Linked DNA regions of Homo sapiens: all the other regions are linked to region 1. A link is a loop called in an ENCODE intact Hi-C map of the cell type or tissue named here. Cell type or tissue: CD4-positive, alpha-beta T cell. All regions are shown on one strand. Region 1 overlaps RPL36A-HNRNPH2 (RPL36A-HNRNPH2 readthrough). Region 2 has its middle 100 kb from the start of ARMCX2. Region 3 holds the start of GPRASP1 (G protein-coupled receptor associated sorting protein 1). Region 4 has its middle 22 kb from the start of ARMCX6. Region 5 holds the start of ZMAT1 (zinc finger matrin-type 1). Region 6 has its middle 130 kb from the start of ZMAT1. Region 7 holds the start of TIMM8A (translocase of inner mitochondrial membrane 8A).

Evidence for each region. A loop is a pair of places that touch in the nucleus more often than their neighbours do. Peaks named below come from ENCODE experiments on the same cell type or tissue, not always from the same donor. Only the 100,000 strongest peaks of a DNase experiment are listed, where the experiment ranks them.
Region 2: a loop joins it to region 1, with 4 times the contacts of the local background. A loop is called at or near these places in 16 of 110 quality-filtered maps.
Region 3: a loop joins it to region 1, with 6 times the contacts of the local background. A loop is called at or near these places in 6 of 110 quality-filtered maps.
Region 4: a loop joins it to region 1, with 6 times the contacts of the local background. A loop is called at or near these places in 29 of 110 quality-filtered maps.
Region 5: it touches region 1 in a loop (6-fold over the local background); 18 of 110 quality-filtered maps call a loop at or near these places.
Region 6: a loop joins it to region 1, with 8 times the contacts of the local background. A loop is called at or near these places in 67 of 110 quality-filtered maps.
Region 7: a loop joins it to region 1, with 4 times the contacts of the local background. A loop is called at or near these places in 12 of 110 quality-filtered maps.

The regions. Positions count from the first base shown.
Region 1 is chrX:101,413,445-101,417,444 of GRCh38, reverse strand. RPL36A-HNRNPH2 (RPL36A-HNRNPH2 readthrough) reads right to left here. Exons shown (of 4, transcript NM_001199974.2): 4 at 3,312-4,000. HNRNPH2 (heterogeneous nuclear ribonucleoprotein H2) reads right to left here. Exons shown (of 2, transcript NM_019597.5): 2 at 3,312-4,000. Among named protein-coding and RNA genes, the nearest start is that of HNRNPH2, 7.2 kb to the right of the region's middle. In CD4-positive, alpha-beta T cell, CTCF peaks have their summits at 1,550 and 1,751 (motif pointing left); a DNase peak (open chromatin) is centred at 1,754; H3K27ac peaks cover 670 bases.
Region 2 is chrX:101,757,575-101,761,574 of GRCh38, reverse strand. No RefSeq gene overlaps it. Among named protein-coding and RNA genes, the nearest start is that of ARMCX2, 100 kb to the right of the region's middle. RefSeq lists a silencer at 2,255-2,424 and an enhancer at 2,991-3,556. In CD4-positive, alpha-beta T cell, a CTCF peak has its summit at 2,472; a DNase peak (open chromatin) is centred at 2,374.
Region 3 is chrX:102,650,128-102,654,127 of GRCh38, reverse strand. The region is part of intron 4 of ARMCX5-GPRASP2 (ARMCX5-GPRASP2 readthrough); the gene reads right to left. GPRASP1 (G protein-coupled receptor associated sorting protein 1) reads right to left here and starts at 2,645. Exons shown (of 6, transcript NM_001184727.2): 1 at 2,533-2,645; 2 at 2,395-2,441; 3 at 1,863-1,953; 4 at 1,230-1,297; 5 at 830-907; 6 at 1-548. The coding sequence starts at 214. In CD4-positive, alpha-beta T cell, a CTCF peak has its summit at 1,555; DNase peaks (open chromatin) are centred at 1,577, 2,147 and 2,767; H3K4me3 peaks cover 2,202 bases; H3K27ac peaks cover 1,353 bases.
Region 4 is chrX:101,594,018-101,598,017 of GRCh38, reverse strand. It overlaps the pseudogene ARMCX7P. Among named protein-coding and RNA genes, the nearest start is that of ARMCX6, 22 kb to the left of the region's middle. In CD4-positive, alpha-beta T cell, a CTCF peak has its summit at 1,709 (motif pointing left); a DNase peak (open chromatin) is centred at 1,747.
Region 5 is chrX:101,930,063-101,934,062 of GRCh38, reverse strand. It overlaps ZMAT1 (zinc finger matrin-type 1), which reads left to right and starts at 2,036. Exons shown (of 6, transcript NM_001394560.1): 1 at 2,036-2,346. The coding sequence starts at 2,055. RefSeq lists an enhancer at 1,757-2,257. In CD4-positive, alpha-beta T cell, no CTCF peak of the experiment used is centred here; a DNase peak (open chromatin) is centred at 1,962; H3K4me3 peaks cover 1,827 bases; H3K27ac peaks cover 1,456 bases.
Region 6 is chrX:101,801,690-101,805,689 of GRCh38, reverse strand. No RefSeq gene overlaps it. Among named protein-coding and RNA genes, the nearest start is that of ZMAT1, 130 kb to the left of the region's middle. In CD4-positive, alpha-beta T cell, a CTCF peak has its summit at 2,023; no DNase peak of the experiment used is centred here.
Region 7 is chrX:101,346,849-101,350,848 of GRCh38, reverse strand. It overlaps TIMM8A (translocase of inner mitochondrial membrane 8A), which reads left to right and starts at 2,107. Exons shown (of 2, transcript NM_004085.4): 1 at 2,107-2,316. The coding sequence starts at 2,185. BTK (Bruton tyrosine kinase) reads left to right here. Exons shown (of 19, transcript NM_000061.3): 19 at 893-1,399. The coding sequence ends at 964. RefSeq lists an enhancer at 2,136-2,185. In CD4-positive, alpha-beta T cell, no CTCF peak of the experiment used is centred here; a DNase peak (open chromatin) is centred at 2,108; H3K4me3 peaks cover 1,811 bases; H3K27ac peaks cover 694 bases.

The DNA of each region.
Region 1 (4,000 bases):
TCTTTCTTCATGGTCCAGAACATATAAACAAAAAGAGGAATCAGATAAGCTATAGGTCTGCTTTTCTTTATGGCCCAGGACATGTGGCTTCTTGCGCAGATAACATACATAACTCACAAACTTCCTGCTCACTATCAAACGCCTCAATTTATCAAACACCCCAGCTAACAGAAGAATGCAAGCTAGCTCCCTACTGCCTTGGTTTTCTCAATCAGCCCAAAAACCATCCTATAAAATCTCCAGCAAGCCTTTGTTTCTTTTCAGTCGGCTCCTCTCTTGCAGGCTGCCCGTTGCCTTCTCGAAACGTATTTTCCTACTTTCTCTAATAAATCTGCCTTTACCTCCAACTGTCTTGGTAAATTATTTTACCCCTGCACCACCAGCCCAGTTAGTCGACACTCCCCCGCGACGATAACCCCTCACCTTCCCAGCGGAGTCCTGCACCATGCTAACCTGGGCCCCTTGGGCATGCCTGCTTTGCACTCATGAGAAGACAGTTTTGGTCATTGTGGGAGCAGCTTGTAAAGGGTTCTTGTGACACTCCCAGCCTGGTATAAGGCACAGCAAGTGGAATTTCCTTCCATCAGCAGCTGTTTTGCAATAGCCCTGGAGGCCCATCTTGGAGAAATCTTCATTTTAGCTGACAGCACTAGGAATTCTACCTGATGGAAAAGGAGCTTGATTTATAAACATATTCGCAATGCATTTTCGTATCATTTTGCTGGGTAGAGAAGGCAGAGAAGATATGTCATGCTTACACATGGGATTGTCTCTGTTTTGGTTACCTCCTTTAGGGTTGGATGAGTGAATGCAGGAATCAATGAATGGGTGGATAATGGAATCCATGTATCCATCAGCCAGTAGTTTCCTGCAGCAGAACCACCCTGAGCACTTGTTAAAACACAGCTTATTGGCTGGACAGAGGTTCACACCTGTAATCCCAGCACTTTGAGAGGCCAAGGCAGGAGGATCTCTTGAGCCTAGGAGTTCGAGACCAGCCTAGGCAACATAGTGAGATCCCGTCTCTATAAAAATCATTTTAAAAAATAACTGGGCTTGGTGGCACTCGCCTGTAGTCCCAGCTACTCGAGAGGCTGAGGTGGGAGTATCACTTGAGCCTGGAATTCAAGGCTGCAGTGAGCTGAGATCGCACCACCGCACTCCAGCCTGGGCAAGAGCGAGACCCTGTCTCAGAAAAACACAAAAAACAAAACACAACTTGTTGGGCTCCACACCCAGTTTCTGATTCAGTCCTTGGGGGAAAGGGACGAGGCGGGGGGCGGGGGGGCAAAAAGAATCTGCATATCTCACAAGGTGGAGGTTCATGCTGTTACTGATCAGGTACCACACCCAGAGAACCACTGGCACAAGCCATCGGATACTTAGACCACGATAACTGTGGCTGCAAATTTTCTGCCTGATCCTGCCAAATAGCTCACACACGCAGTTGAAAATAAATCCTCTGACTCAGTGTTTGGGGGGTGTTGTGGGTGGACTGCCCACTCGACCTCCCATCACTTTCCTGGGTAGTAGTGTTAGATGTGAGTGTTGGAGCACGAATGGTGGTGGGTGTGCACGCGTGTGCACACCAGCTGTACTGCTGTCCCTTTGCACACCTCTAGTGCTGACCGCTGACCTTCTCCAGGTTCTCTCTCCTTTGCTCCCCAGAGCCCTTCTGAGTCTTCTTAGCCAGCGAAGAAGAGTAAGTGAACATCTAAGATCACAAAGAACCCTCTATTGTCTCCTGGGATTTGGTGCCATCTAGTGGCTAACTTGAGAATCTTTGCTCAGACTTAGAGAAACTTCTGGAAAATTAACTAAGTAGCCTGGGAAGGCAAAAACACCTACTTGTTTACCCTCTGAGAAAGGCTTCCTGAAGGGCAAGGACTGGCTCAACATGATAGGAGTCAAAATGGATTTCTTGCTCTCCTGAAAGCTGTGATAAAAATTAGAAGTCATCAAAGAATCTCAATCACGTCTCACTGCATCTTCAGCTTGAATGATTTTCTAGAATTGATTTTCATTTCCTGAATGAAACGGAGTCAGGTAATACCAACTTGGTATTTGCCTCCCATCTCATTTCTCTGGGCCCCAAGCCCTGAACAGCCCAAGTATAGCAATCCAGTCCCCAAGGGGTCAGTGAAACTACAGAGATCTGTAGTTCACGGTACAGTTGGTACTGATAAGAGGGACATCAGGGCCTTAAAGTTATTGAGGGGTGGAATTGTTAATGACCACTGTGATCCAGACAGAAATCTAAGATATCAGCACACAATGCCACAGCAGCTCAAAATCCTCATTAAGAGGTGCGAGGTATTGTAAATATGTGGTTTGGACTTTAACAGAAAATTTAAACTACTTGTTATGGGAACAAAGGGGAGGCAATCAGGGATCATAAAGGAAGCTGCTCCTTAAAGTTGCTGTTTGGGGAACTGTGATGGGTCTCAAAACGTGGTCTTGAGACCAGCAGCATCAGCACATTCTCAAGCAACATCCCAAAACTACTGAATTGGAAACTCTAGGGATGGGGCCTAGAAATGAATGTTTAAACAACCCCTGCAGATGATTCTGATGCACATGAATGTTTGAGAACCGCTGGTTTAAGATAAGCTTTAGATGCCCTAAAATACACCTGAGAGTGTTTATAGAGAATCTACTAATGAATTCATGGAGGAGACAATTTATTTCCATAACATAAACCTGCTTCTTTTTTATGTTTTGTTTTTAACACATAATTGTAAGCCTACTTCTTTTTAAACATACAAACGTGCCTTCTAGTTTGTGGTGAAATAAAAAGGATTATTTATTTGCTTTCACTTCTTTGGATTTTAGAGAATACTATCTTGGTAAGTACAGTCTCCAAAAGTAGCTCAATAGTCCTGTAGACATGGTAAGTTTTTTTTAAAAAAGAATGTACAACTTTAATATTAATCAAAAAAATACAAATTAAAATAGCAATGAGATATCATTTCTCAACTAAAAAACTGGCAAAGTTCAAAAAGAATAATGTGCATCAATAAGGAGGGTATAAGGGGGAAAATAAAACACACACTCCAAGTAGAAAGATAAAGTACCAGAATCTTTCTGGTAACACAAATCAGAAGCCTTAAAAATGAGTATATCTTTGACTCAGCAATCCCATTTCTAGGGATATATCTTAGAAATAATTAATGATATATGCAACAATGAACATATAAAGATGCTAAATATCATTTATAATTTTAAAATTAAAAATCTTAACTTTGAGGGAATTGTAAAGTCAATCAGTGTGCCCATATGACAGAACATAATAAAAATCAATCAGTTCAAGATTTTTTCCAGTTTTTAAAAGGAAGATTTATTTAACAAGTTTCACTTAGTACAATACATCTAAATGGAAATCACAATACAAGGAAAGATTTAAACCAAAGCCTCAGATTTTCATACAAACGACACGACCAAACTTCTAAAGTATTGGTATTACATCTTAAAATTGTCCCGTATCCTTAAAAAAAAAAAAAGTGTACACTCACGTGCCTTACAGGATATTAAACCAAAAAGCTAGAATTAACAAACATGCCAAATGTTTTCACTTTGAATCGTAGACACAGCTCCTATATTTGAGTTTTACAGAAAGGCATGTTTCTCAACATGCATCCGAAGTTTTCAATGTATTTGTGGTATAAGAGCAACATTTAACATAAGTGAAACTGCATTAACCTAAATACGCTTACTGCTTAGGTACACTCCTACAACATAACTAACTTGAGGAAAGCTAAAAATTGTTTTAACAGTTATGGTCAATACTGAACTTTGTTATTATGTCCTAGATGAATGTTTCAGTGTTCAAAATTACTGAGCTTGAAGTTTTAAAATAATCTCAACTTCCACTTTACAGTAAGCATGAATCACAAGCCTGTAATGCAAAACTGTTAAACTTAACTCGTTTTCTTAAAAAAGGAGAAAGAAAGATAAAGAAAGAGAAGCTGACCAAGAGTGATCAGAATCAATTATATTTCCC
Region 2 (4,000 bases), 340 kb before region 1:
ACAGACCACCTTTTACTCTCAAAAGTGTCAATTCACAAAAAAATGGAAAAATATCCCATGTTCACAGAAAAGAATAATTAATATCATTAAAGTGGCCATACTGACCAAAGCAATCTACAGATTTAACACTATTCTTAATTTTTCACAGAACTAAAAAAAAAAAAATCTGTTCTAAAACTCATATAGAACAAAGTGCCCAAATAGCCAAAGCAATCCTAAGCAAAAGGAACAATGCTGGAGTCATCACACTACCCGACTTCAAACTATACTATAAGGCTGCAGTAACCAAAATAGCATGGTACTGCTACAAAAACAGACACATAGACCATGAACCGGAATACAGAACCCAGAAATAAGACCACATACCCACAGTCATCTGATCTTTGACAAAGTTGCAATGGGGAGAGGGCTCCCTATTCAATAAATTGTGCTGGGATGCCTGGCTAGCCATATGCAGAAGAAACTGGACCCCCTACCTCTCAACATATATTAGTACAAAAATTAACTAAAAATAGATTAAAGATTTAAAAGTAAGACCTCAAATATAAGAATCTTAGGAAGACAACCTAGGAAATGCCATTCTGGACATCAGCCTTGGGAAAGTGTTTATGACTGAGTCCTCAAAAGCAATTACAACAAAAACAAAAATTGACAAATGGGACCTGATTAAATTAAAGAGCTTCTGCACCGCAAAAGAAGCTATCAGCAGAGTAAATAGACAACCTACAGAATGGGAGAAAATATTTGCAAACTATGAATCTAACAAGGCCTAATATCCAGTATCTATAAAGAACTTAAATCAACAAGCAAAAAGTAAAGGACATGAACAGACATTTCTAAAAAGAAGATATGCATGTGGCCAACAAGCATATGAAAAAATGCTCAACATTACTTATTAGAGAAATGCAAATCAAAAGCACAATGAGATACCATCTCACACCAGTTAGAGGGGCTATTATTAAAAAGTCACAAAATAGCAGATGCTGGTGAGGTTGTGAAGAAAGGGGAATGCTTATACACTGCTGGTGGAAATGTACGTTAGTTCAGCCACTGTGGAAAGCAGTTTGGAGGTTTCTCTATGAACTTAAAACAGAGCTGCCATTCAACCCAGCAATTCCATTACTGGGTATACATCCAAAGGAAAATAAATCCTTCTGCCAAAAAGACACATGCACTCATATGTTGATCACAGCACTGTTCACAATACCAAAGACATGGAACCAACCTAAATTGGGACTACTAAAGGCGGAAGTTAGGGAGGGACACAAGGGGTGAAAAACTAACTGCTGGGTACTATGCTCAGTACCTGGGTGACAGGATCCATCACACCCCAAACCTCAGCATCACACAATATACTCAGGTAACAAACTTACACATATACTCCCCGAATCTAAAATAACAGTTGAAATTATTCTTTAAGTGTCAGTTTGAACAATTAATTGTACAGTCATCTTTCATATAAAAAATTCTTTTTGACTACTAGAGGATGGATACAGAGTAACTTCTAATTTTCATAAAAAGCAATATAAATCCCCAACAAACCGATGAAAAACAACCCAAACACAATAACAAAGAAATACAAACAAAAATTTTAAGATTTCGTAAGTGGAAAAAGGAAAGGGACAGATTAACATGTTGTCTCATTGTCTTTGTTGAAGAATAGGTATAGAGTGGTGTACATCTATATCGTGTATATACATATTTAGGGCTTTTATATAAAAGTACTTACATATGCTAGTACATTATATTGGGATAGAAACATTTGTAGAATATATTAGCACACCATTAAAAATGTTTATCTTGAGAGGGTAAACAAAGCACAATTTCATTTTCCACTTACACATTTCTGCATGATTTGATATCATTAAAAGACAAATATGTATTCGTTTTGCAATTCAGAAAAGTAATCAAAATAAAAATTTTCAAAGCACAGGAAAAATTTTGTTACGATCTGATTCACACAACTGATGTTATAGAAACACTCGCTTCGAAAGGTATTCCCTATTAAGCATAAAAACCAGATTGCATACTTTATGTATAATATAATCTGTCCCATTTGTCGTTGATAATACTCTTATATGTATGAGTAAGTGTAAGTATAAAGCAAACGTGTCTAAAAGGCTATGACCCAAAATACAAAATATCCGCACAAACGCACTCACACAAAACTGATACACACTCCCTCAAGAGACACTCACACTGGCAGCTTTCTCTTGATCTGAGATAAGGGTGAAACTTCCTGCCAGAAGCTCAGAAAGCCAAGCAGCAATAGATTCTGCAGGAAGGGCTGCCTGTGCCATTCAAGCCTCCAGCAAGCCCTGTTTGGTGGGTCAAGCCAGAGGCCCCTCCCTCCTCAAATCTTTACGGAGCCTCCTCCAAGACAGTCAGAGATGTAGCTCTGCATTTGACCAACAGGTGGCAATTATCTCAATATTGTATCTTTGCTGCAATAGAAAAGTATCTATTTCTACAAGCAGAAACACTAGTAATCATTGTGACTTATTAATAGATTATGAAACAGTATGTATAATATGATCCAAAATATATTTGAAAAATGTTCATGTCTGGAAAAATATAGAAAGGGTACATTCTCTTTTATTTGCTGGTGATGACTCCCAAGTCTGCATCTCCCTTGTTCATTCATTCGTTCAATAAATAATTATTCTGAGGAACAGACACTTTCCTCTGAGCTGTGTTACTTTTTTCTACAAGACTTCCTCAGGGATGAAGTAGTGACATGGTGAAATATCTGGCTCATCTGTATGTTGAGCTCCTCTCTCTGTTTTTTGTCTGTCTCCTCTTGCCAAGCTCAGTTCTCTGATTCATGGTTTTGCTAATCTTTGTAGTCAACTTTATCAAAACAACTGTCATTGGATATAGCTGATCAGGACCCATAAGACCTTACTGAAGATTCTGTTCAATGCAAATAAAATTAACCAATATTTATTGAGATCTAATTGTGATCCAGACGTAATGAATGCTCATAAAAAATAAGCTTTCCATTGAACCCTTTCTGCCAGAACAAAGTGATAGATTTCTGGGACAGTTTTGAGCTTACAGTAGAATCCCTGTGGCCCTTTATGATCAATGCCCTCTCTGAAAAGGGAACCATTTTTATGCTTCGAGTCAGAGTTTTCCTAAGAGCACAGGAACTTCTAGGCAGGTGGAGGCAGATTTTTAAAAATAATAATATTATGCATGCACTTCTTATGTTTCATGTGCTTTCCTGTCCTCTTATTTTACTTTCTACATGTCAATGTCAGAGAATCCTTGTTCCTTTGTTCCCTTAAAAAGCAAGGTATTCATAGGAACAATGCCAGTACTTTGGTTTCTGGAGAGACCACTTAAGTCAGGAGGTCTGTCTGCCTCCCAGTAAAAGACCTAACCCAGTAATTCCGTGACAACTTTAGTTAAATCCCTTCACATCTTTCTGATCTCACCTACCTAAATTTTACCTGTCCTGCCCCTCAACCACCCAGGATTGTGCAAGAGAAAAAAATGAGCTATATATTATAATTGAGTGTTTGAGAAATCAAGTATTATATTATTATTAGGTATAATAATATATAATGTATATTAATTAATATTAATTATATTATATATTATATAATTAATATAATATAATTATATATTATATTATATTATCTTTGAGTGTAGGAAATTAATGTATGGTGAAATCACAAGGCAACTTGGAGCTAATTACTGCCAATGGCACAGGCCACGGACTCATAAGCCCCGGGGTACCAGTGCCAGTTTTATGAGAAAGATGTGAAAGTGCTTTAAAGCTCCATGAATTAAAGTTTTTAGTTATCATTTTGCCACAAAATAAACCCACAGAAGCATCATATTCAACCAGAGTTCACTCAAGTCCCCATGAAAACAAAGTATGTCCATTGCCTTAAGAGACACTATCAAGCTGCCCTCCCAATCTTATCTATGATGTCCTCCTACTCTCCAATGACAATTTTTTCTATACTCAAATGACAATGGAATCATAAGA
Region 3 (4,000 bases), 1.2 Mb before region 1:
CCACTGCACTTGTCTCAACTTTGGTGCTTGCTCCAGGCATAACCTTGGACTTATTCTTGGGCCTTGCCCCAGGCATTATCTGGGCCTGGGTCCTAACCTTGGGTCTGACCACCAGAGGGACATCATTCTCTATCTCAGCCCCACCTACAACCTCTTCCCCAGGCTTCTTTTCAGGCTTGACCTGGGCACCAGACTCAATCTCTGCCCCAGTCATGGTACAAGTTACAAAGAAAGTCCAGTACTATACTCCTCCCCCAGTCTAAACCTCAACCACAGATCTGTCACAGGTTTGTTTCTTCACACTCTGATCTTTAGGTGATTGAGGATATAAGCTTGGAAACAAGAGTTAGAGTCAATATCCAGTCCAGTAGTCACTCAGCCTCCTTCCCAAACACAGTCTCAGTCAGTAATTCAATAATACAGATAGAGTGTAGAACAGGCACAACCAAGCTTGAGGAAGACAGAGATTTCCTGGATGGGTGCAGACCCGTTGAGGGTGGTTGTCAGCAGCAACCCCACCACCAGCAGAGCAGCCACTGGAGGTGGATCTAGGGAGAGAGAATGAAATGGGGCTTTGAGTCTCTTCCAATTATGTCATCCCATGCAGAGACATATGCAGTGAGACTGATGTTGAATGCTAGGTGGGACAGCTGGGCTTTGAGAAAGTCTCTCTGGACCGGCTGCCTCCTATTAAACAGGTCCAACAATGGTGGGAAAGTGTGTCGGCAATGGGAGGGGCCAAGAAGTCCCCAGATTGGACCCTAAGCACTCCCGGACCCATGCTGGTCTCCACTACCCCGCCCAAAAGTATACCCACTCTCATACCAACCTTCACTTATGTGGTGCAGTTTCCCCCTCCTTTTCTTGTTCAAGTAGTGTCAAGCCCCACAGCTGACAGAAGGGGGTCCTACAGACAAGTAAACATACAGGAGAGAATGGAGAATGGTAGATAGGCAAGCACTCTGGCTCCTGTGACAAATATCTGTCTTCCCATTCAAGGGTTCAATGTATCTATGGTTTCCTGTGTCCTGGTCCCTGCTCTCAGGTCTTTCTGAGTCACAACACAACCTACACCTATCTCATGTCCCCTGCAAGAAATAAAAAGGATGCTGGCACTGTGCAAATCCAGCAGAGTAGAAGTGGGTCTGCACCCACTGGTCTCAAAGCCACCTGCCATGCTCTCTTTCTCCAACTGTCCCCTGAATTGCCCCCTCCCCCTTCTCACCAACCTCCAGAGGTGTGAGCCAGTCTCCTCCTCCTTGCCTTTCTTGCAGAACTGGCCAGCCTTAAAGCAGGCCTATGGACAAACAGATGAAAAAGTAAGACAGGAAATGAGGGGTGGCAGTAAAGCCCTTGGTAGAGAGACCAACGCTAAGGATAAGAATCCCCATATTATTGATATCTGTCTTTCAACATTCGGGGTTTTGCTGGTGGAATATTCTCGTTTTGTTTAGGCCCTGCTTCAAGGTTCTAGAGATAACAACTCCTTCTCTTGACGTCATACTCTTCTCATTACTCCCTTCTCCAATTCTGAGGATTCACCACTAGGTGCGCCACATCCCCTTGCTCTGCGCAGCAGAAAATGGGGGAAGGGCGCCACATATTCTAGAAAACAGGTCGTGAATTGGTACTTGTCAGTATGTCTCCCTCATCACCCCTACCTCCAAAGCTCACCCTTTCAAGCCCCCAGTTTAGGACGGTGGGGGAGGCAGATGGGGATGGAAGGTGGGGGAAGCGCCTGGAACACCATTAGAGAGGGGAAGATTAAGAGGTGCTCCTGGATGCCTGACCTGCTCTGGTCGCAGTCCCCCACCCCGATTCGGTTCTCCAGTGTTTGGCACCCACCCCACATCCCCACACACCTCCAGAAATCCAGGGAATATTCGTGCTCCTCCTTTATTTCAAGCCTCTCCTCTACAGATGCTCACTGTGTCCTGTCAGAATACGCCAGACCTACCGCGCAGACAGACTTTGACATCAACCTGGAGTCTGTGGGAAGGGACAGCACCCAGGACACGGGGCCCCACAGGCCCCTTTCCGGAATCAGGGCCCGGAGCAGCGAACGCGACCCACCTCCCACGGGCTAGGCACAGAGCTGGGACGCTGGCCCACGAGGGCCCCCCCAGGCGCCCCCCAACTGCCTCCCGGGCGCCCCCCAACACGGCTCCCGTTTGGCCATTTCTCCCGCAGGAGCCTCCCCCACAGCCGTCTCTCGGTACCGAAACCGTCGAGGGCTGCGCGCGGGCGCCTGCAAAGCTGGCTGGGAAGCGGTCAGCGCGGTTCTCCTCCAGACGATCTGACGGTGCCTCTGGAGCCAGCCCCTCAGCCCTTGGTCCGGCCTGGCCCGCACCAGTCACCGCCTCCCCATAGCCAGGGATCTCGGGCACTGCGCACCTCTCTCTAGCGCCCGGCTCCGAACGGATCGTCTCCTCGTTGCCAGGCTGTCAGGGTCCGGGGGGCAGGTTGCCAGCCGGTCCACCCTGGCGGACCACCCCCACACCACGGCCCCCCACCTCACGCACCCCTACTTGCCTTCAGAGGCCCAGAGCCCAGGTCATCGGCCTCCCCCTCCTCTCTTCAGCTCTCCTCTGGCTGCTCTTCAGTTGGATTCCCACCGCTTTCCCAGCGATCCGAATGGCAAAGACGAGTCCCGCCCCCCACGCCTCTGCACCAAACTGGGCAGGGGCTGCGCAGGATGCGGCAAGAACCGCTCTCCGCGAGGGTGTCGGGAAGGGGGGCGGAGGGATACGGCGCGAAAGTGCAGGACGCCCCCCCTCACAGAACCACCATAGTTCCGACCCAGAGGTGGGCGGGGCCAGGACGAGCCCCAGCCGGGGCCTGCGGGTTGGCACCAGGCTGCCTCAGGAGGACCCCGCGGACCCTAACGTGGCGACGACCACCACATTTCTGGCGCTGCTATAATATATGGCACCGGCGGGCGGCTGCGGGGCCGGGCGGAGGACAGGATCGCGAGGTCGCGAAGAGCCGCGCTGGAGGGAGCAGCGGATGGATACCAAACCGTCCCTTGGTGTGTCTGCACCCCCGCCCCAACCGCCCCCCTATAAGGACTGCTGGGTGTTTGCCCTCTCCCCCTCCCTAGTCTGCTCACCCTCCTTCCTGGATGTTAATGGGAGAGGGGGTGTCAGCACTGCAGTGTGGGAGGGGAGAGGCGATTTCAGTCCAGACAGGCCCGGGGTTCTAGGGTGGTCGTCCTGTGCGTTTCTTTCCCAGCTTCGTGGAGCCACGCAGGGGAGGAAGGTACACCTGCTCTTAAGTGAACTCCGGGGCAGGGGGCTCCCATCAAGGACTCACCACTGCCCCTCTTCTAAAAGAAGGTAGACCTAGACCTCTAACCCTAGGAAACCAACCACTGGTCTGCACCAGACTCATTTCTTTCTGCCACACCGCTGTTTCTCATTTCAAATGGTGGCTCACGTTGGCATTGCACCGTCCCCACAGTTGCCCCCAAAAGAGGACCTTTCCCTGTCAGGACCCGCAGGAGGTCATAACAGTCCTCTCTCTTTGATGCCGCCAGGTAGGGATGGTCCTGGCTTCTCTTCGGTTCCCTGTCAAGTCTTCTCTTGCCATGATATTTGGCAGTGTGGAAATGTGGCTGGTATCAAACCAGCTTGGATCTCCGCCACCTGCCACAACTACCTATTGTTTCAGCAGTCATTCTCAGGAGAGGATCCCACCGTGCACCCCCCTCCCCGAGACAAAGCAACCTGGCTCATTTGAATCCTCTTCTTTCACCCCCACATCCGTCCTCTACTCTTGAGCCCCTCCTTTCCCTGCTTCCTGCATGGGACAGACAGAGCAATGTGGTTAAACACCAAGTTGATGTTGTTACTGTTGTCCATTTGAAAACTCATTTAGACACTACCCTCATTGTGTTTGGCAGGTAACGGTCCCCTAAAGATGTCCATGTCCTGTTCTCCAGAACATGTACCATTTTATATTACCTGACAAAGGATCATTAAGATTGCTATTCAGCTGAGTT
Region 4 (4,000 bases), 180 kb before region 1:
GGACATGAATGAGAAGAGCATCTGGGCACCGACTAACTCCCCCGCCAAGACTGGCTTTTCAGACAAACCCATCAGCGGTTTCAAAACCTGAACCTTAGCACATCCACTTCCCTCTGATATCAAAGGAAACTTCAAGTCTGAAGCGGACTTGGCAAGCATGTTATTAATAACTGTCATGCTTATTAACAAATTTAATCCGGCCTGCTGCAGAAATGAGTTGCAGCAACGTGACACAGTCTCCCGACACACTTCATTGATGTACATCTTAATCTGGCCCTGACTTTCAATACTCGCATTTAAGTTATCCGGGGCACACAAAGCCTCTCTAACAGTGGGGTCTGGAGTGGGGCTCGTGTTTCTAGCCATTGAGAGGCTGGCCAAATGGCTATTGATATCCTGGCTAAATGGAAAGCCCGCATCCTTGGGCTCGGCAAACAACAGTTTTCCCTGAATGAAAAGACACTTGGAGAGGTCTAGAACACAACTGCCATTTTTAAAGTTTTGAGCATACCCAGAAATTTTTTTATTTTCATTGGGGGAATAGGTCATTCATTTTTATTTCGATGGTTTGCTTTTGGAGAGGCTGAGAGTTCTTACTGCCCATGATTATTGTCAGACTGATCCCCAGGGCTTGGCTTATCCTCAGTTCTTGACTGAAGATCATGGACCTTGCCTGTCTTCCCCACTGTCTGCAGCTCCCACGCTCTTTTTGTTTTTCTTGCTTGGTTGTGCCTTCTTCTGATAAGTGGATGAACACTGTGTCAACTTGTAGACCAGACTTCCATATCTTCTTTCACAAATTCGTCAGTCTGAGTATATCCCACATCTAATGCAAGTCACAGATGGGCATCACTCTTTAAAAGGTGCTCTAGTTGTGGCATTCTAGGAAGGAGATTGTTAGACATTCTTTTCCTGGACACAATCAATCTAATTGCCATCCAACATGGACCTAGCAGCAATGCAAACACATAAAGCTTTCAGATGAGTCTCCCCAAAGAGACATGTCAATGCACAGGATACAAGGGTATCAGTATCTCTATTTCCGGATTGAAGGTCTTAATTTTCAAATGTTCCTCCTCTGGGGTTTAACCTCCCTCAAGCTCATTTCCACTATTTTCCCACAGGTGCAGCATTTATCTTTTTCCAGCACCAATATAAGAGGAGAAAAAAACAAAGGCTGTGAGAGGGAGAAGCTGAATTGCCTCTGGACTCTGTAGTCTGCCTCGGACGCCTCGTTTCCACCCCTTATCTCCAGCATATCACACTCTGTGGAGCAATTTCTTTCCTCCCTTACTTAGATTATTGTCTACAGGTAGACAGAGAAAAGAGGATAGAGATTGGTAAATGCATTGACACATAAGTTTCAGGTGCATCCACTCCAGAGTGAGGAATATAACTTTCCAGAGTCTCCCATTTAGGTCTCAGGCACACCCATCTTCCCCACCCTGGCCTCCTGCCACTTTATTCCTCGCCCTTCTCCTATGAATGCCCACTTTTCTGATCTACCTCACCTCACTCCCCTTTCTGTGCTATAGATTTTGACACTGCTTTCCCAGAGCCATAAAGGATTGGGATTAAGGGTTTTCCGAAAACAGGACAGGAGTAGAAGGGCAAGTTCTAGTTTAGCACTTGTGTGTACCACCCTCTTGTGACAGGTTCTGGCTCCACATATCCTTGAAGGAATACATTCTTTCTTCAGTCTCTGCCAGATAACCTGTAATTTTCTTCTTCCTTTTTCTTGGGTTGCACTGCCCCCTACAGACAGACAAACAAACCAATATCTATCAGTAGGGTGGGTGAACACAGTGCTGGGTGATAGGCCACAGTTCCTTTTACTGATTCTGGACTCTGTCAAACATTTCTCACCTCTCACTCTCGGTTCCGCAACACCAACTCTCCCCCGATCCTATGCACCATTTAGAGAACTAAAATAAGCTGGTGGGTGGGGCGAGAGTGTAGGGGAAGATGACTCTGTCCCAATCTTGACCCTAAGACTTCCCAGGCAATCCTCATTCTCACACCACCCTGCACATAACCAGAGCAGTTTCTTCTTTCTTCACTCATCTACAAACGTGCCTCTCTGAGGTCAACAGCAGAGAGCTGATGGCTGGATCAAAAAGATTTGACTTTCCCACAGATCTTGGTCACCTGAGATATATGTCACTAATGAGCCATGGTTGCCACCAGTAGTGATGCAAGAGTGTGCCTGCCTCTCTCTCTTCCCCCCAGCACACCAGACCTGTTACTCATTTTTTTTTCTTCACCAATCCTGGAATCCAAAAGAAAGTGCATTACCATTTTGTTGGAATTTGTTTTTCTCTGATTTCCAGAGACAAAACTTATTCTGATACTTTCTTATCTTCTCCTGGAGCAACTGTTTCTTTGTATTTATACTTCTTTATCTTCATCCTAGAATACTGGGCAACAGCACGTCTTTTTACTTCCCCTCCCCTCAGCAACTAATATCCATCATCTTGCTTAGACCCATGAAAAAAGCAGATTTCATAAAACAAGGCATGGAGAGATAAATATGTTTAATTACATTTTTCTTGCCTCTGCTCACTTTTCTTGGAAATAATGACTTTTTAAAAAGATTTTTTATGCCTTTTGTACGTATAAGGAGTTTTCTGGAGTGATACTTGCTAGAATGACACCACTGGTTATTTCTGAGAATAGTATTTAAGGCAATACACAGTCTAGCTGAAGTGTCAAGTGTTAAGTTCAGTGGGACATGGAAATTAACAGAGCGGTCTCTTGGACAAGACCACCTAGTTTTCCCAACAGGCCCCCATGAGATAGAATTTGCCTTGCTGAGTTCACTATACTCCAGGCTCTACCCCCTAATTTTGTTTTCAGAGTAAAACTGTGCACAATTTATGACATTACACCCAAGAGAAATGCATGCATATATTTACCAAACGACATGTATAAAAATGTTCATAGCAGCACTATTCATAATAGTCCCAAGCTGGAAACAATCTAAATATCCGTCATTAATAGAATGGATACATAAAATATAGTACATACATAAATAGCAATGAATACTCTACATGCAACAGTATGGATTACTCTCACAGATGTTAGCAAAAAATTAGACACAAAATAATATATACTGTATGATTCTGCTTACCTAAAGTTTTTTAAAATTCAAAACTATCTATGTTTTTAGAAGTCAGAATAGTGGTTACACTTAGGATGCATTAGTGACTAGATGGGGACTTGGAGGGAACTTCCAGTGTGTGGTTCATGTTTATTTCTTGCTCACTTTGTGAAAATGTATTGAGCTGATCACTTGTGCACTTTTCTGTATATACAGTATACTTCAACAAAAGTTTACTTAAAGATCTCAATGGTGAGTTAGAAAAATGAGAGGTGGAGTGGCCAAGATGGCCAATTAGAAGCAGCTAGGGTGGATGGCTCTCATGGAGAGGAACAGAAGGGGTGAGTAAATACAGCACCTTCAACTGAAATGTCCATGTACTTGCATTGGGACTAATCAAGGAAACAACTTGACTTACGAAGAACAAAGAAAAGCAAAGCGGGATGATGGCCCACCCAGGAGCGACACGAAGCCAAGGGAAGTTCCACCTCCTAGGGAAGCAGTGAGTGAATGTACAACCCCAGAAACCCACGCCTCTCCCACTGATCTTTGCGACCCTTGGGTCAGAAGATCCCCTCATGAAACCACTCCACCAAGGCCTTCAGTCTGACACACAGAGCTATGCAGGGTCTTGGCAGAGCAGCCATTCAGACACACGTGGAGACCAGGGAGCTTTAAATACTCTGGCTCTGGGCTTCCCAGCAAAAGTAACTGCAACTCCAGCAAAGTAGGTTAGAACTCCTACTACCCCTAGGAAAGAGGCTGAAACCAGGGGGCCAAGCAGGGATGGTCTGCAGGCCCCATGTCCACGGCACTTCACAGGATAAAACCCACTGGCTTGGAATTCCAGCCAGCCACCAGTAGCAGTGTGGCACCTACCTGGGATGGAGCACCCACGGG
Region 5 (4,000 bases), 520 kb before region 1:
GATGTGTTGTCTGGGTTTCTAAGGGTGTATAGGATTTCATTAGGCAAGTGCCTAATGTGGGGGAAAAGGTGTTTCAGGAAGAGAGAAGAACATATATAGTAACATTACATCATGAAATAACATGGTCTTCACAGGAATCTTTTTTTTTTTTTGAGATGGAGTCTCGCTTTGTCGCCCAGGCTGGAGTGCAGTGGCACAATCTCGACTTACTGCAAGCTCTGCCTCCCAGGTTCAAGCCATTCTCCTGCCTCAGCCTCCTGAGTAGCTGGGACTACAGGCGCCCCCCACCATGCCCAGCTAATTTTTTTGTATTTTTAGTAGAGACAGGGTTTCATTGTGTTAGCCAGGATGGTCTCGATCTCCTGACCTCGTGATCCACCCGCCTCGGCCTCCCAAAGTGCTGGGATTACAGGCGTGAACCACCGCGCCTGGCGGTCTTCACAGGAATCTAAGAAGATTTAGGGATTGCTAAATCAAAGTAAAAGCAGAGGGGAGAGATGGGGACAGTGGAAAGAGATGAGGTCAAAGAGGTGAATGGGGAGACTAACAGGGCAAAACTGTGTCTTTTGACTTTGTCCAATAAGCACTGGACAGCCAGTGACGACTGGCAACAACTTGGTAATAGATTGGAGGGATTGAGATCAGAGGAAAGAAGACCAGTGGGGTGGATGCCATACGTCTGACCATATATCATGAGGACTTGAAATACAGCAACGGATCTAAGACTGGAAAGGAGAGAATACTTAAGGGAGACTTGCACAAAGGCACCAGGAGGTGTGCCCATCAATAAGGAAAAGGGTGAGATATCCTACAGCATCGACAGTGCATAACTACAGCTACAAGCAACAACATAGATGAATCTTAGAATGTTACGTGAAAGAAACAAGTCCCAGGCCAAGCATGGTGGCTCCTTCCTGTAATCCCAGCTACTCCAGAGGCTGAGGTAAGAGTATTGCTTGAGGGAAAAAAAAGCAGAAACAAGTCCCAGAATGCTACCTAGAAAAAGATATAAATATTTGTGAAAATTGAAAACAATCAAAACTAAACAACACTATTTAGGCACATATCTATGTGATAAGAATATATGTTAAAATGCAAAGAAATAATAAATATAAATCAGGATATTGGTCTCTTTGAGAGGAGAGGTTGGGGGGACAAGATGAGATTTAAGTGATCAGTAATATTCTAGTACTTCTATTGGGTGCTGAATTCACAGGAAGTTATTGTAATTAAGATGGGCAGATCGATAGATAGGCAGTCCTTTAAGAGGCCACGGAAACAATGTGTCAGAATGAAAGCTTCTGTTCTATTCTCTGTACTAAGTGCTTTAAGAAAGCCAGGGGCCGGGCGTGGTGGCTCACGCCTGTAATCCCAGCACTTTGGGAGGCCGAGACAGGTGGATCATGAGGTCAGGAATTCAAGACTAGCCTGGCTAACATAGTGAAACCCCATCTCTACTAAAAATACAAAAATTAGCTGGGCATGGTGGCACATGCCTGTAATCCCAGCTACTCGGGACACTGAGGCAAAATTGCTTGAACCAGGACCCGGGAGGCAGAGGTAGCAGTGAGTGAGATCGCACCACTGCACTCCAGCCTGGGCTACAGGGCGAGACTCTCCCTCAAAAAAAAAAAAAAAAAAAAAAAAAAAGAAAGAGAAAAAAAAAGCCAGGTGAAGATATATTTCAGAGATATTTTGGAGGTGAGATCAATAGTTTCCAGACATTTTTTCCTCTTAAATTGGTTTTAGATTAGATCTCCAAAGAAGCCTCACTGTGCGAGGCCCACGTGCTTTCACATCCCGCGCTTTTTGCCCTTTGCCCTTGGCCGTCGTTGCTTCCCCTCCAAAGGGAGGTGGGGTGACGCAAGGCAGTGGGGGAGGGGGAAACGGCCGGCGGGCTTAAAGCTCTCCGATTGGTGGACTGAGGAGCGAGAACGAGGCTCGAGCTGAAGCGTTAAAAAGAGGAACAAAGGGGGTGGGGCTAACGGAAGGCGGGGCTAAAGGAGCTTAACGGAATCGAGACGCAAGTGCAATTGTCCGCGCGCCTCGCTGCGATGGCGGCGGCGCCGAGCACAGTCACCCCGCTGGCGGCGGAGTCTTCCCCTCAGGAAGCTACCGTCTCTGCCGCCTCCTCCTCCTCCTACACCGCCTGCGCGGCAGCGGCGGCGGCGGCGGCGGCGGCGGCAGTAATTGTTCCTGCCTCCTCCGCCACCTCCGCCCCTGCCTGCCCGCCTGCCGGTGGCTGTGGCGACGGCGGCGGCGGCGGCTTTGGCGGCTCCACTATGGCGGCGGCGGGGAGGGGGGGCAGTAGTTTTAAAGTAGACACCCGCCCTTGCCTCAGAGAAGGTGAGTTCCCGTCCCGGGGTGCGGGGGCGGCCCCATCTCCTTCGCTGCCTCTCTTCAGCCCGTCCGAGATTGGGCTGGGCGCGGTTCGCCACTGCCCCACCCCCACCTGCCGTGGCGCAGTAAAGGCCAAGCTCGCCCCGCCCCGCCCCGCCGTATTAGCCCCGAGTGTGCAAGATGGACTGAAGCAGAGAGGGCCTTCCCTACCTCTCCCACCTGTAAAGGATGGGGGCCCCCAGGCAAAAGAATTGCAGGTACTCATGAGGCAGGAGTTTGAAGGGAAAAAAAAATACCACATAATTTCTCTCCCAGCCAGGACACCTTAGTGTGCTGTAGGAAGCTGAGGTGTGATTTGGAAGAGAGAGGAGGCAAGATAGAAGTGCTGTGGGCCAAGAGGGTCAAGGATAAGGGAACGGGGACCGATGGAGAAAGGGGCGGAGATAAAAGAGGAAATACCGAAGAAATAAGGGGGAGTAAACCCCCTTTGGTGTTCAACGTCCTGCAGTGTAGAAACTAGAAGTAGAATATTTACAGAGAGATGGCGTTAGAAATTTGGGCAGGTTACAAGTGTATACTTGAGCTTTAAAGTAGGATCTGTCGGATTTTAGGAAGGTAAGGTCTGGTGGAGGGGACTCTACTAGGGAAAGAGAGGAAGAGAGTGTGGCAGAAGTACAGATTTCAGGAATCACTTTGGAGAGTTTTCTTTGGCTATTTGAGGATGTGACCTAGTAAAGCAAGATTTACAGGTCCATCTTTAAGGTGGTTTGGCTTTAATAAGTTCTGTTGTACCTACCAACACATATTACTCCTAACATAAAAAGATATTTCTTGACTGTATCAATATAAGCGGTATTCACACAAAGTTCTGTATACTTGTAAACAGCCTACTAATAGCAAACTGTAAAATTTGCCATTGAAATGTGTTTTAAAGCAGTTTGGGAAATGTTCTTAGCTGGTGGAGACCATTCCACTGCAGAGCATCCCAGTAAAGCATTTTGCCATGTAAATTTCGTAATTAATTTCCAGAATTTGCTGTGTTACCTTATGTTGCTAACTTGCCTCCAAAGTGAAAGATTGTGGACACCAAAATAGAGGAAAGTAAGTTCCTTTTTCTTAGGAAGATACTCCATTAAAATTATCGCATAAAAATAATCTCTTCTTCACATTCTTAAATGATATATCCCTGTGTGCTATTCCATAACCTTTCACACCTTTCACTTTGGAGGAATGGCAAAGTAGAAAAAAAATCCCTTACAATATTTGTATAGGCACATTACATAAATGCCACTTATTAAATATGGAAGTTAGAAGTACACTGTAATGTTTTATTTATCAACTCTCTTACTAAAGTCAACCTTTGAAAGACTCCATTTAGTGTCTTCAATCAGCCTTAATGGATGGAAACATGAAATCTGGATTTTAAAAATTTATATCAACCTTTATGTCCATAACCAGCTAGTAGGCAAGAGCAGTTTTATAGGCATCAAGATCACAATTCAATTTGGCTCTCATCGTCTGTTCACAGTAAGGTTTAAGACCAGTATCTCGTGGAAAAAAAAATATGGCTTTTTGCCTGGAGATGCAACTGGTTTGTTTGCAGTATCTTTTAATATATGCAAATATTAAAGGCTTTCAGAGAGCTAATTTCATAAAGTAG
Region 6 (4,000 bases), 390 kb before region 1:
ATGAACACCATCTGTATTGCAAAATTTAAGAGTACAAAGTATATAAAAAGCTGGAAGAAAATAGTTGCAATCTGTATTGCAGCTATGTGGTTAATATCCTTGATACTTTAACCAACAGAGAAACGGGCCGAAGATTACAATAGAGAATGTACATGAAAGTAACATCAATACCCAGTGAACATTTGAAAATATGCCCAATGATATAAATGATGAAATGTGAAACAAGCTCTCATACTACATGAAACAGATAAATATCAACACAGTATGCAGAGGACAATCACAGTTTGTAAAAGAGTACACTTTTACATTTGGAAAAATATCTGTGCATTTTATTAAGACACATAGAAAAGTCAACAGAATATATATCAAATTATTAATAATGAATATCTTCTGGTTGGGGTGGGAGTGCAGACTGGACAGTTAATATACTGATGTATTAATTTGGCAAAATGAATAAACCTCAAAAATGCTACTTTCAATGCTGGTTATGAAACCTTCTTTTCAATAAATAATAATTACCCTTATCTTGAAATAGCCATTTACTTCTTTCTTATTTTAAAATATATAATTCATATTAAGAGTTACTCTATTTAACTGGCTAAACTTTGTGCTGAGAGAGCTGATGGACAAAACTGCCTAGGGTCAGAGAAAAGAGGTCACAATATGCACAGATGTAATGCTCCTAGGGCAGTGACCAGGACTTCACAAATAAACCGTGGGTGCCAGTACTGTCACCTCCCTGAAGGCAGAAGAGACCATTCAGTTCGGCAGTGGTAAGTCCAGCATGGATGCCAGACCTCCCCTTCCCAGGAGAGCATCCATAAAGTGTCTGCTCATTATTAGGACACTGGAGGAAGGGCTCTGCATTGGACACATTTGCACTATAATTTACAGACATAATTAATATACCTGACATATAAGGAAAACTACTATCTAAAAGAGTTGTGTACATGTCTACCAACAGGTAATTTAAAGAAAAAAATGAAGGCAATGGCAATCAACATATGTAAAATTGCTTAAACACATCAAAAATTAAAGAAATCTAATAAAAAGCACTGAGATGCAGAAATATATAAGCAAGTTACAGAACATAACATACAACATGGCATGATTTTTGAATGACATATATTTCCATAAGGATATACATAGGTCATTTTTTTTTTTTGAGATGGAGTTTTGCTCTTTTTGCCCAGGCTGGAGCGCAATAGCGCAATCTTGGCTCACTGCAACTTCTGTCTCACAGGTTCAAGCAATTCTTCTGCCTCAGCCTCCCGAGTAGCTGGGATTACAGGCACACGCCACCACACCCGGCTAATTTTGTATTTTTAGTAGAGACAGGGCTTCTCCTTGTTGGTCAAGCTGGTCTTGAACTCCTGACCTCAGTTGTTCTGCCTGCCTTGGCCTCCCAAAGTGCTGGGATTTCAGGCGTGAGCCACTGCGCCCAGCCACATATGTCATATTTTAAAATATAAATGAACCCACAGAAACAAATCTAGAGAATATTTACAAATCAATTGAATTATTATCTTGAGAAAGGTCATAGTAATAGGGGAAACATAAGACAATGCCTCTTATAATTGTATATTTCTCCAGTGTTTTCAAGAGCTGGGGGAATACATACAGCTCACTGATTTTTAATTCGCAAAATAACCGAGATACAATTATGACAGCATAGAATAAACCTAGTTGTAGTTTGATTTACAAAACTAATGCTGAAAAAATATATAGTTCTGGACATTAAAAGATATTAAATGTCAGATAACATAAAAAGGAGGTTATACACCACATTATATTTATAACGACACATACACATTCACTCAACTGTGTTTAATTTGAGAGGGGGGTCAAAGGAAACATCCTGTCACATGAATTAATACCCATGGGCTCTGTCGCCATCTCTGCTTAGTGCTTTGTCTGCCGTATAACTTCCAGAAAGTTTATTCTGGTGGGCTTACACAGCCCTCCTTTCCCTCCTTCCCTCCTTCCTAGATCTCTTGCTAAAGTGATATCCAAGCTGCAGTTCTAGATTGGGTCAACAGATGGCATTGATTGACTTTCAATTTCAATTTTATTTTTCAATGAAAAAAATACTCATTTCACAAAATGAACAAATTGTACTTTGAATGGAGATTATGAAGAAGTATGGAAATAAAATAAAGATTCATTCCTTAACTCAGCAATTAACACATTTCATTTACTACATTAAATTTTGTAGAATATGGTTCTCAAACTTCAGCTTGCATCAGAATCACTTTGGACCTTGTGGCAAACTGGGGAGTACAGGTACCCCATAAATTTGTACAAACAACAAAGAAAGAAAAGACTGCTAGTACCAACCACAAGAGTTTCTGATTCAGTAGGTCTAGGATGGAGCCTAAGAATTAGCACTTTCTAGCAAGTTCCCAGGTGATACTGACACTGCTGGTCTGGGGACCAAACATTGAGATCCACCAATGCAGATCATAAAAACAAACACAAACAAAGCAAAATAGCACCTTATCCTTTACATAATACCTGGAGAATCACACTGTGCTGAGAATGCTGGGATCAAGGAAATGGGGTCATAGTGTGCAGTGGGACCACAGACTCAAGCAGTGGATACCACAATGTCACTCTCTGTAAAGCATGAAGGGACCAGTCACTAATCAATACAACGGCATAGAGCCCGTATGTGGACAATGTGGTGATTTCATCACATCTCCCACCCCAGGGGAGCCCTGTGGGTGAAGAATTAAGCTCCAGGCTCCCTGAGGCTCAGGGATCTAAAGTAACTGCCCAGATCTCACCTGGCCAAGCCCTGTTTCTTCCACTGCATCTCCAGACCGGGTGCTCTTTATTAGTTAAAGTACATTTTTTTAGGCTCTGCTTATTATTATTAAGGTAATCCACACTCATTTTGGACCATGTGGAAAATAGTGTCAAATACAGACAAGAAAATATATCCAGCACTCCTGCCCCTTCATGGTAAACACAATTAACATCTTGGTGTATTCTGTTATAGTATTTTTTCTCTACTTTAATATATGCCCACAAAGATAGATAGTAGCATTTCTGGAGAAGAGACATCTGTTTGGGGGGAAGTGACAGGACTGCTATCAGGACACAGTTCCTTTGACTGCAGCCTTCTGTACAGCAGATCTGTTATTAGGATTGGTTCCTCTGCACTGTTTCTTCATTCCAAGACTCAAAGGAAATCTCTTTATCTTGCACCTCTTAGAGTCTTTCTTCCCTTACAACATAAAAGACAAAGTACTAAGGACAGGAAAGCACATATGATGGTAGGAAATGGCATGAGGATTTTTCTGTTCCCTTCCAAAGCCCCTCAGGTAACTCATCCTACAATACTGGACAGTCACCATGGCTAATACATCACATTTCCCTCTGTACACTTAGGGTCCCAACTGTTCTCTCTTAGAGTTATGCATTTAGTTTCTATCACAGACATCTCTTCTGCAGAGAAGGCAAGGTGAGGCTAAGATAGTAAGCACTAAAGCCTCCCATGGGTTTCTCATTTCCCTAAAACAACTCTGAAAAGAAAGCATCATTATTTTCATTTTACTGATGATCAGCTCCAGGCTTGCCAAAGATAAACCACATATCCAGATAAGTGGCAACAATGAAATTCAGCCACCGAACATGCCCAGAGTATACCCAGCAGCTTCTATTGTAGATGTGGGCTTCTACAATGCAATGTGGGTAAGAAATGATAGTTGTAAACTTTTCTGGTATTGTGCTGAACTTTGGCATGCCCACATGGGAAAATACTTAGACAACTCCCCTTAGTGATGATGTTTGTGGAGAAGAAATCCTGTCCTAGGCTAGGAGGCATGTTGATTGGCAGTTCCTGAAGTAGCGAATAAATCAGATGAAAGTACAAGTTTTAGACATTGGGAAAGTGACATGGAGGAAGGAAATTCTTGTTTATCAAAGCTTGAGTTACATCTAAGGAATTTTATATTGTATCTCTTCTAAATATGATAATAAATTCAAGGTAGGTAAT
Region 7 (4,000 bases), 67 kb after region 1:
AACAGATTGAGAGCATTCTGGCATGAATGTTCCCTGAACCACTAAATACCAAATACCTCGGGGGCTTATGGGCCATGGCCATCAAAAAGAACCTTAGTCGTAGGCCGGGCGCGGTGGCTCACGCCTGTAATCCCAGCACTTTGGGAGGCTGAGGCGGGGGAATTACCTTAGGTCAGGAATTCGAGACTAGTCTGACCAACATGGTGAAACCCGGTCTATACTAAAAATACGAAAATTAGCTGGGCGTGATGGCGTGCACCTGTAATCCCAGCTACCTGGGAGGCTGAGGCAGGAAAATCGCTTGAACCTGGGAGGTGGCAGTGAGCTGAGCTCACACCACTGCACTCCAGCCTGGACAACAGGGTGAGACTCTGTCTCAAAAAGAAAAAAAAAAAAAAACCTTAGTCTTTTTGTTACCAGTGGTAAAAAAAAAAAAAAAAAAAAAAAGGTCCCAGGTACTCAGAATCCCTGCTCAGTAATACAGCCTGTGGTTTTGAAATATTAATCACTAAAAATTATCACATGGGATTTCTGTTCTGCCAACCACTTGAACTTGTTTGGTAGCCATTTTTCACTTGAGGATCCAAAATAAGAATGTGTTGTATACAGTTACATAATGAACTTGCCCTCAATTTTGATCAGTGTGATTGTCAGTTTAATTTGCAAATTGTTCTTATCACACTAATAACCTGAGTTACTAAAGATGAAAAGTGCACAAAGACTTTATGGAGAGCTGCTATTTCTTTTTTTTTTTTTTTTCCTTTTGTAATCGACAGGGCATGCTACTGGGCATAGAGCATATATTTAATAAACATTTGCTGCTTACTCATTGCATTTCCCTTGAATTCTGGATTCTAGCCACTCTAACACTTTACTTTTTCTTTGGTTTTAGAAAGCAGATGAGCGTCCCACTTTCAAAATTCTTCTGAGCAATATTCTAGATGTCATGGATGAAGAATCCTGAGCTCGCCAATAAGCTTCTTGGTTCTACTTCTCTTCTCCACAAGCCCCAATTTCACTTTCTCAGAGGAAATCCCAAGCTTAGGAGCCCTGGAGCCTTTGTGCTCCCACTCAATACAAAAAGGCCCCTCTCTACATCTGGGAATGCACCTCTTCTTTGATTCCCTGGGATAGTGGCTTCTGAGCAAAGGCCAAGAAATTATTGTGCCTGAAATTTCCCGAGAGAATTAAGACAGACTGAATTTGCGATGAAAATATTTTTTAGGAGGGAGGATGTAAATAGCCGCACAAAGGGGTCCAACAGCTCTTTGAGTAGGCATTTGGTAGAGCTTGGGGGTGTGTGTGTGGGGGTGGACCGAATTTGGCAAGAATGAAATGGTGTCATAAAGATGGGAGGGGAGGGTGTTTTGATAAAATAAAATTACTAGAAAGCTTGAAAGTCTTTGGTATCTCTATTAATCATGCAGCCTCCCTGAAGCGCCCTATCTCAGTATTCCAGAAAGCTGCTGTGTAGCATTAGTTTGGCATATTCCTACACTGAGAACTCGACAGGATCCTCCAGGTTTAAGCCCTCTTGTTAACTCCTGCCTCTGAATCAAAGATGCATTAAGCAAAAACAGTGCCTGTCACAGCACGCATGCAATGTTATTTGAATGAATCTGAAAGTTGGGCACAAACTGCCATAGCCTCATTTCCCTACGTCGGGAGAGGAAAACTCCATCAAAAAACGAAAGCCAGGGGCCCAGGATAGCCAACTAATCGACCCAGTCAACTAACTGACCCAGTGCACAACTCTGGTAGCTCAGAAAACGCGGGCTAATTTGGAAGTGGACAGGGGCGGAGCTGTGGGGCCAGCACGGAATGGATCACGTGGTCTGAAGTAACTTCCTTTTCTCCTTTCTTTTCTTTTTGGAGTAACATCTCAACGGCACCTCGGCTCTGGGCTGTAAGCCCTGCGATCTCAAGGCGCAAGGCTGGGCGCAACGGCAGGGTTGCGGGGTTACGGGATTGCGGGGTCCGGGGAGTGGAACCCGCCGACTCCGGGAACGAAGCACCGGCGCCAAGGTGTGGGAGGCGGCGGGGTGGAGTTGGACGCCTGCCTCGCGCCGACGCAGTGCACTCACGGGGGCGGTCCCAGAGGCAGCTAGCTGTGGTTCCGGTTCCGTCGCGGAGACACGTGAAGGTCGGTGCGGAGTTCGTCTCTGCAAGCTTGGTCGCCCTGGGATGGATTCCTCCTCCTCTTCCTCCGCGGCGGGTTTGGGTGCAGTGGACCCGCAGTTGCAGCATTTCATCGAGGTAGAGACTCAAAAGCAGCGCTTCCAGCAGCTGGTGCACCAGATGACTGAACTTTGTTGGGTGAGGAGCCTGGGGCTGGGACCTGAACACTGTACCTACTTTCCCTCTGTCCTTGTACCGCGGGACTCGCGACAACGTCGGGGATTCGGGGTGGGGGGCGGGCACCTGGCAGCAACCCTTGATTTTCTCAGGTTCCTGTGGCCTAGCCGGATGGGAGAAGGGTGACTCCGCTTCTCTGGGGACTGTCATTCCGGACCTCGGCTTTGTTGGTGTAGAGGACTGGGTATCAAAGAAGACTTATGCCACTGGACACCCAGCACTTTCAGGCACCCGAGGTTGAAGCTGCCTAGTGCTGGTCACCAAGACTGATCGGAGCCCCCAGTACTGGGATTTTATTTTTGGCAGCCCGAGTCCCAGAGAGTCAGTGAATCAGTGAATCTGCTATTCCTGGACTCCTCGGGATTTACCTTCATTACCCAGTTCTAACCCTCTCCGCTGAAAAATGAGTGGCTCCAGCCCAGTAACTATAAAAGTGGTGTAATCTCTTCCAACGTACATACTTATTTGCTTTCTTGTTGGATTGTTGTGTAATACCAAGCCGTTTTGGGTCTGAAGGTTGAGGAATTGAGCCTGCCCTGTGAGGGGACTTTGGCAAAAGGGTGGAAGGTATTTGCAGCTTGCCAACAACGTGTTCTGCTTGCCAAGGACAGATCTCCCTTAATGTACACAATTCACAGAATTCAGAGGCCAAGGATAATTTTCCTTGGAATTAGAGGGTCTGAGGCTTGTGTACATGGCAGAGAATAATGAACGAAATTTTTGAACCACTTAACTTGAACTATATACAGTCATTGGTTTCCATAGGCCCTTTCCCATAAACTTACAGTATTGCTGGACTATGACACCTACCAGATGCTTACTTAACTCTGGTCTGCCTTGGACCAGAGTGCTTTGATTCTTTTTTAAAAATATCTGTGATTCGTTACTTTGGGGCTAGGAGGGCGTGTGGTTAAGTACTATTGCAAGAATCTGTAAGCTGCCCGGCGCGGTGGCTCATGCCTGTAATCCCAGCACTTTGGGAGGCGGGTGGATCACTTGAGGTCAGGAGTTCGAGACCAGTCTGGGCAACACGGCGAAGCCCTGTCTCTACTAAAAATAGAAAAAATTAGCTGGGCGGGGTGGCACCCGCCTGTAATCCCAGCTACTCAGGAAGCTGAGGCACGAGAATGGCTTGAACCTGGCGGAGGTTACAGTGAGATCATGCCACTGCACTCCAGCCTGGGTGACAGAGCCAGACTCTGTCTCAAAAAAAAAAAAGAAAAGAAAAGAAAGGAAAAAAAACTGTAAGCTATGATGAACCCCTTAGGAAAATGCATTCAATTTTCCATTCATCATGACAGGATTCAAGAATCTCTAGCTTAAGTAGACAAGGTTATAGAATCTCAAGTCATATTTTTTTTCTTCTTTGGTAGGTTTTAGGGTACCTTGCTGAAATGATTTATCCTTTCACCCTTTTATTCTGTAGTTAACTTAAAGGCATTTAGTTCAAACAGCATTGTGGAGTTAAAACCAAATTCATTGAAAGGTTACTTCACTTATATTTTGCCATTTTCTTGCTCTGGAATATCCCAGCTCTGCCATTTTCTGGCCCTATGATTTTGGGTAAAGTATCTCTGTGCCACAGTTTTCCTCTTTGTAAAATGAGGATTTATAATAGTATCTATTCCATAGTATTGTTGTAAGA